2 separate regions of the Homo sapiens genome follow, and region 1 is linked to region 2. A link is an interaction called in ENCODE POLR2A ChIA-PET data of the cell type or tissue named here. Cell type or tissue: B cell. All regions are shown on one strand. Each heading gives the region's core, and the rest is flanking DNA. Links, peaks and the distances in the headings are about the cores only.

Region 1 (2,878 bases), core at 26-2,525, 130 kb before region 2:
CCTCCTCCTGGGGAAGACCCAGGAACCACCCCACCTGGCCACAGTGTCCCTGTGCCAGCCACAGAGCTGGGCTCCACTGAACTGGTGACCACCAAGACGGCCGGCCCTGAGCAACAATAGCAGGGAGCCGGCAGGAGGTGGCCCCTGCCCTCCCTCTGGACCCCCAGCCAGGGGCTTGGAAATCAAATTCAGCTCTTCACTCCAGCATGCACATGCCCTCTTTCTGGGACCAGGCTAACTCTGCAGAAGCACAGACACTACAGACCACAGCATTCAGCCCCCATGGAGTTTGGTGTGCTTGCCTTTGGCTTCAGACCTCACCATCTTTGACAGCCCTTGAAGGTGGTAGCCCAGCTCCTGTTCCTGTGCCTTCAAAAGGCTGGGGCACTATGAGTAAAAGACCGCTTTTAAAATGGGGAAGGCACCATTAAGCCAAAATGAATCTGAAAAAAGACCAAGTGGGAGGATGCCTAATTTGTAGTTGGGTGGTTTTTTGTGTTTGTTTGATTTTTTTTTTTTTTTTTTTTTTTTTTTTTTGAGACGAGTCTTGCTCTGTCGCCAGGCTGGAGTACAGTGGCGCGATCTCGCCTCACTGTAACCTCCGACTCCTTGGTTCAAGTGATTCTCCTGCCTCAGCCTCCCGAATAGCTGGGATTACAGGCACGCACCACCACAGCCAGCTAATTTTTGTATTTTTAGTAGAGACGGGATTTCACCATGTTGGCCAGGATGGTCTCGATCTCCTGACCTCGTGATCCGCCCTGCTCGGCCTCCCAAAGTGCTGGGATTACAGGCATGAGCCACCATGCCCGGCCTTGTTTTGTGTTTTGGTTTTTTTTGAGACAGGGTCTTGCTGTATCACGCAGGCTGGAGTGCAACGATGGGTCCCCAGCTAATTGCAGCCTGGGCTCAAGCAATCTTTCTGCTTCAGCCTCCTGAGTAGGTGGGACTACAGGTGCTCCACCTTGCCCAGCTAATTTTTTTTTTTTTTTTTTTTTTGAGACAGAGTCTCGCTCTGTCGCCTAGGCTGGAGTGCAGTGACGCAATTTCGGCTCACTTCAAGCTCCGCCTCCTGGGTTCACACCATTCTCCTGCCTGAGCCTCCTGAGTAGCTGGGACTATAGGCGCCCGCCATCACGCCCGGCTAATTTTTTTTGTATTTTTAGTAGAGACGGGGTGTCACCGTATTAGCCAGGATGGTCTCGATCTCCTGACCTCGTGATCCGCCCGCCTCAGCCTCCCAAAGTGCTAGGATTACAGGCGTGAGCCACCGTGGCTGGCCTTTTTTTTTTTTTAAAGACAGGGTCTCGGTATGTTGCCCAGGCCAGTCTCAAACTCCTGGCCTCAGGCAGTCCTCCCCGAAGGGCTGGGATTATAGGCAGGAGGCGCCGGGCCTGGCCTCTATTTCTTTAATACCTGCCCTCAGAGCCGTCCTGCTTTTAAACTGATGCAAATGGCAGCAGTGAATAATCAATTCATGGGTTCGCTTGCTTTGGGATTTAGTACAAGATTATTTTAAGAAATAACAAAGGAGAAAAGATTGAGCTGGATTTTGCTGATTCTCAGGTATCTGTACCCCAGGGTCAACCCTGAGATTGGCCCAATCTGCCAGAACCTAAGATGCCATTTTGACCCCAGTGGCAGCTTCCAGAGCCACAAGCCTGCATTTGGGAGGAGGTGCGCAGCCTCCAGGGCTGGACTCCAAACTCGAGCTGAAGGAACATGCTGGCAGGTAGCTCTCTCAGGGTCCACCTGGGGTTCCAGCTGCTCCAAGACACAGCACATTTAGCCATAAACATGGAAGGGCTGGGACCTACAGGAGGCTCCTTTGTGTAGAGGCCAGGGCAGGCGTGTGACCTTGAACCAGGTGGACATGAGGTCCCTTGAACTCCCTTCTCTCTCTGGCTTGTTCCCCTGAAGCACTGGCCCCCCAGTGCTGGGCTTATTTGGCCATCCTGTGCCAGCCCCCTGGTCACCCACCGTCACAGTGGAAGCTGCTCCCTCCTCTTACAATGGTGTTCCTTGCTCTGGGGTCTGGGGACAAGACCATCTCTTTCCACTCCTGGACGACACTGTGCACTCAGTCAGCCGCCTCCTACCTGCCCTCCTGCACAGGGTCAGAACCTCCTGACCTGGACTTCGCCCTGGGCAGCTTCCTTGGAACTTGTTGCAGCTTAGCATCTTTGGAAGGGAGCACTGGACTAGGAGTCAGAAGGTGGAGTTCTGGGTGCTGTTTTCCCACTCTTGGGCCCTGGGCATGTTCTGTTCTGTGCATCAGATGTTTTCTGCCTGCCTCCCCCTGAGCTGCCACCAGAGCCACCTGTAGACCCCTGCTTCTCCTGCCCCTCCTGTCCCTTGCCAGGCCTCTGGACTCAGTGCTTCCTGTCCCAAGGACCTGTTGTGTGCCCAGCTTGGAAGACAGTGGCCACTCACATCCAGGTCTCTGCCTGGCTATTTGCTCCATGAACCCATCTCAGATGCCCCTGCCCCCAGGGAGCCAGGTGACAGGGTGAGGTCAAGTGACAAGCAGTAGGTGTGGGAGAGGTTTGGTGGGGTCAGGCCCACATGGGCCCAGCCATCCACTCCCCTTCCATCTGGAGTTGGGGGAGTCTGAGCTGCTCCTGGCCACCCCATCTGCCCCACCCCATCTTTTCCTGGCCACCCCAGCTCCCACCCCATCTTCTCCTGGCCACCCCATCTCCCACCCCATCTTCTCTTGACACCCCATCTCCCACCCCATCTTCTCCTGGCCACCCCATCTCCCACCCCATCTTCTCCTGGCCACCCCATCTTCTCCTGGCCACCCCATCTCCCCCACCCCATCTTCTCCTGGACACCCCCATCTCCCACCCCATCTTTTGCTACAGCCAGGGTTAGC
Region 2 (2,908 bases), core at 120-2,619:
TGGAGAACATAAAGATTAGTAAAAAGTGACTTGCTAAACATTTTCAAGTCAGAGGCTGGGCAGGGGCTTTGACACAGATTCCTGTGACTCTAGATACTGTACCTTCCACTGCACTGCACTGGGCCACCCAACTGCTGAAGATTCTGCATAGCTGATCAGCACTCAGTTTGTAGTGCTGGTGCCACCAGGCTGCTTTGGCCCAGAGGTGTCAAGGAGGACCAGCACCCAGAGCCCTAGCTTAGGCTTCACTGTCATTTTTCTCCCTTGACACCAGTTTTTAAAAGTATAGTTTTATCGAGATATAATTCACAAACCATAATACTCATCCTTTAAAGGATATAATTCAGTAGTTTTTTAAAATTATATCCATAGAGTTGCACAGCAATGTAATTCAAGAATATTTTCATCACCCCTAAAAAGAAACCCCATACTCAGCAGTCACTCTTCATTCCCCCATCTCTCCACTCAGCCCTAGGCAACTACTAATCTACTTTCTGTCTCCATGAATTTGCCTTTTCCAGACATTTCTCATAAGCAGAATCATAATATGTGCTCTTTTGTATCTGACTTCTTTCACTTAATGTTCTCAAGGTTCATCCATGTTGTAGCATGTGTCAGTACTTCATTCCTTTGTATGGTCAAATAGTATTTCATTGTATGGATATACAATTTGTCCATTCATCAGTTGATGGACATTGGGGTTGTTTCCACTTTTTCATCATTATGAATAGTGCTGCTATGGACATTCAGATACAAGGTTTTGTGTGGACATTCTCCACCTCCTGTCAACACTTGCTATTATCTGTGTTCTTATTTTAGCCACCCTCATGGGTATGAGGATGGCCTAGCTGTCATCTGCATGTACAGCCTCTTGTTCACCAGTTGCCTTACCTCCAGGCACTCTCCTTGCCCCCATCTTTCCCACTGTGGCTGAGAGGGAACTTGCTTTTTTTCTTTTGAGACAGGTCTCACTCTGTCACCCAGGCTGCAGCTCAGTGGCATCATGACAGCTCACTTTGGCTTCAACCTCCTGGGCTTAGGTGATCCTCCCATCTCAGCCTCCTGAGTAGATGGAACTACAGGCATGTGCCACCACGTCCAGCTAATTTTTTGTATTTTTTATAGAGATAGGGTTGTGCTGTGTTGCCCAGGCTGGTCTGGAACTCGTAGACTCAAGCAATCCACCCACCTTGGCCTCCCTGAGTGCTAGGATTACAAGCATGAGCCATAGTACCCAGCCCGAGAGAGAGCTTTCAAACACACAGTCTGATAGATGTCCTTCCACAGTTCGCACAGTGATTCTTAGCCTAATGTATGAGGCATGGCTCAGTTTGGCTCTGCCCAGCTTTTTGTCTCATTTTCTGCTTCATCACACCCCACACCCCAGCATGCACTTTCAGAATATGTGATTTTATACATGCTGTTGTCCTGCCGGAATGCCCTTCCCTCTATACCTCTGCCTAGACACCCTTCAAGGCTGAGTTCAAATGTCACCTTCTCTGTGAAGCCTCCTCTGACTTCCCACACGGGGCATTTTTGCCTAAAAGAAGTTTTCAGACCAGGTGTGGTGGCTCACGCCTGTAATCCCAGCACTTCGGGGCTGAGGTGGGCGGATCACAAGGTCAGGAGTTCGAGACCAACCTGGCCAATATGGTGAAACCTTGTCTCTACTAAAAATACAAAATTAGCCAGACATGGTGGCGGGAGCCTGTAGTCCCAGCTGCTCAGGAGGGTGAGGCAGGAGAATCACTTGAACCCAGGAGGCAGAGGTTGTAAGTGAGCCGAGATCGCGCCATTGCACTCCAGCCTGGGTGACAGAGTGAGACTCTGTCTCAGAAAAAAAAAAGAAAAAAAGAAGTTCAGTGGAAGAAGATAATGTAAACCACTATCATATAATAAAATATGATAATGTGATACTCAATTCACAGCTGAATGAACCATTCTGGGAGCTCAAGGGAGAGGGATTTCCTCTATTGCTGGGTTACTGTGGAATAAATATTTGCTGAATGTATGAATCATTGAACAAATGAATGAAGAAATGAATAAAAAGCGAGTTTTAAGACCGGGTGCGGTGGCTCACACCTGTAATCCCAGAACTTTGGGATGCCAAGGCAGGCAGATCACTTGAGGCCAGGAGTTTTGAGACCAACCTGGCCAACATGGCGAAACCCTGTCTCTACTAAACATACAAAAAATTAGCCAGGTATGGTGGCAAGTGCCTGTAATCCCAGCTACTTGGTAGGCTGAGGCACGAGAATCTCTTGCAACTGGAAGGCAGAGGTTGCAGTGAGCCAAGATCACGCCACTGCACTCCAGCCTGGACAACAGAATGAGAGTCTGTCTCAAAAAACAAAACAAAAAAACAAACAAACTAGTTTTAAACAACAAACTGGTTGAAGGGAATGAAGGAGGCTTAGCTATAGCCATGAGGTCCTGGGCAGTGACAGAGGGGACATTGTGGCTGAACAAAGAAGGCCAGGAAATTTCTCGAGAGTGTGACAGTGAGAGAAAAGAGGAAAAGCCTACTTGGTCCTGTTCACTAGGCAATTATAGGGCAGTCACTGTGAGGCTAAGACAGGCTCCTCAGCAATACCCTCCCATAAGCAGGGTAGGCCCAGCACCTTCTACAGGGGGAGTCATGAGCTTCTCAGGTTGGGTTCCCCTTCCCAGGGACTGTTGAGGACAGACAGTCAAAAACTACCAGAGAGACAAATACAGGATTCCACTTACATGAGGTCCCTACAGTAGTCAAATTCATAGAGATAGCAAGTAAAATGGTAGATGCCAGGGGCTGGGGGAGGGGACTGGGGAATTGTTTAATGGGTACAGAGTTTCAGTTTGGGAAGATGAAAAGATCTAGAGATGGATGATGGTGAAAGTTGCACAACAATGTGAATGTACTTAATGC

Evidence for each region. Peaks named below come from ENCODE experiments on the same cell type or tissue, not always from the same donor. Only the 100,000 strongest peaks of a DNase experiment are listed, where the experiment ranks them.
Region 1: POLR2A ChIA-PET joins it to region 2 with 12 read pairs; 14 of 35 experiments call an interaction of 5 or more read pairs at or near these places.

The regions. Positions count from the first base shown.
Region 1 is chr22:41,922,609-41,925,486 of GRCh38, reverse strand. It overlaps TNFRSF13C (TNF receptor superfamily member 13C), which reads left to right. Exons shown (of 3, transcript NM_052945.4): 3 at 1-2,878. The coding sequence ends at 120. MIR378I (microRNA 378i) reads left to right here and starts at 2,190; the gene lies at 2,190-2,265. RefSeq lists an enhancer at 1-454. In B cell, for the core only: no CTCF peak of the experiment used is centred there; DNase peaks (open chromatin) are centred at 336, 974, 1,384 and 2,427; H3K4me3 peaks cover 1,442 bases; H3K27ac peaks cover 2,500 bases.
Region 2 is chr22:41,789,537-41,792,444 of GRCh38, reverse strand. The region is part of intron 26 of MEI1 (meiotic double-stranded break formation protein 1); the gene reads right to left. Among named protein-coding and RNA genes, the nearest start is that of CCDC134, 9.7 kb to the left of the region's middle. In B cell, for the core only: no CTCF peak of the experiment used is centred there; no DNase peak of the experiment used is centred there.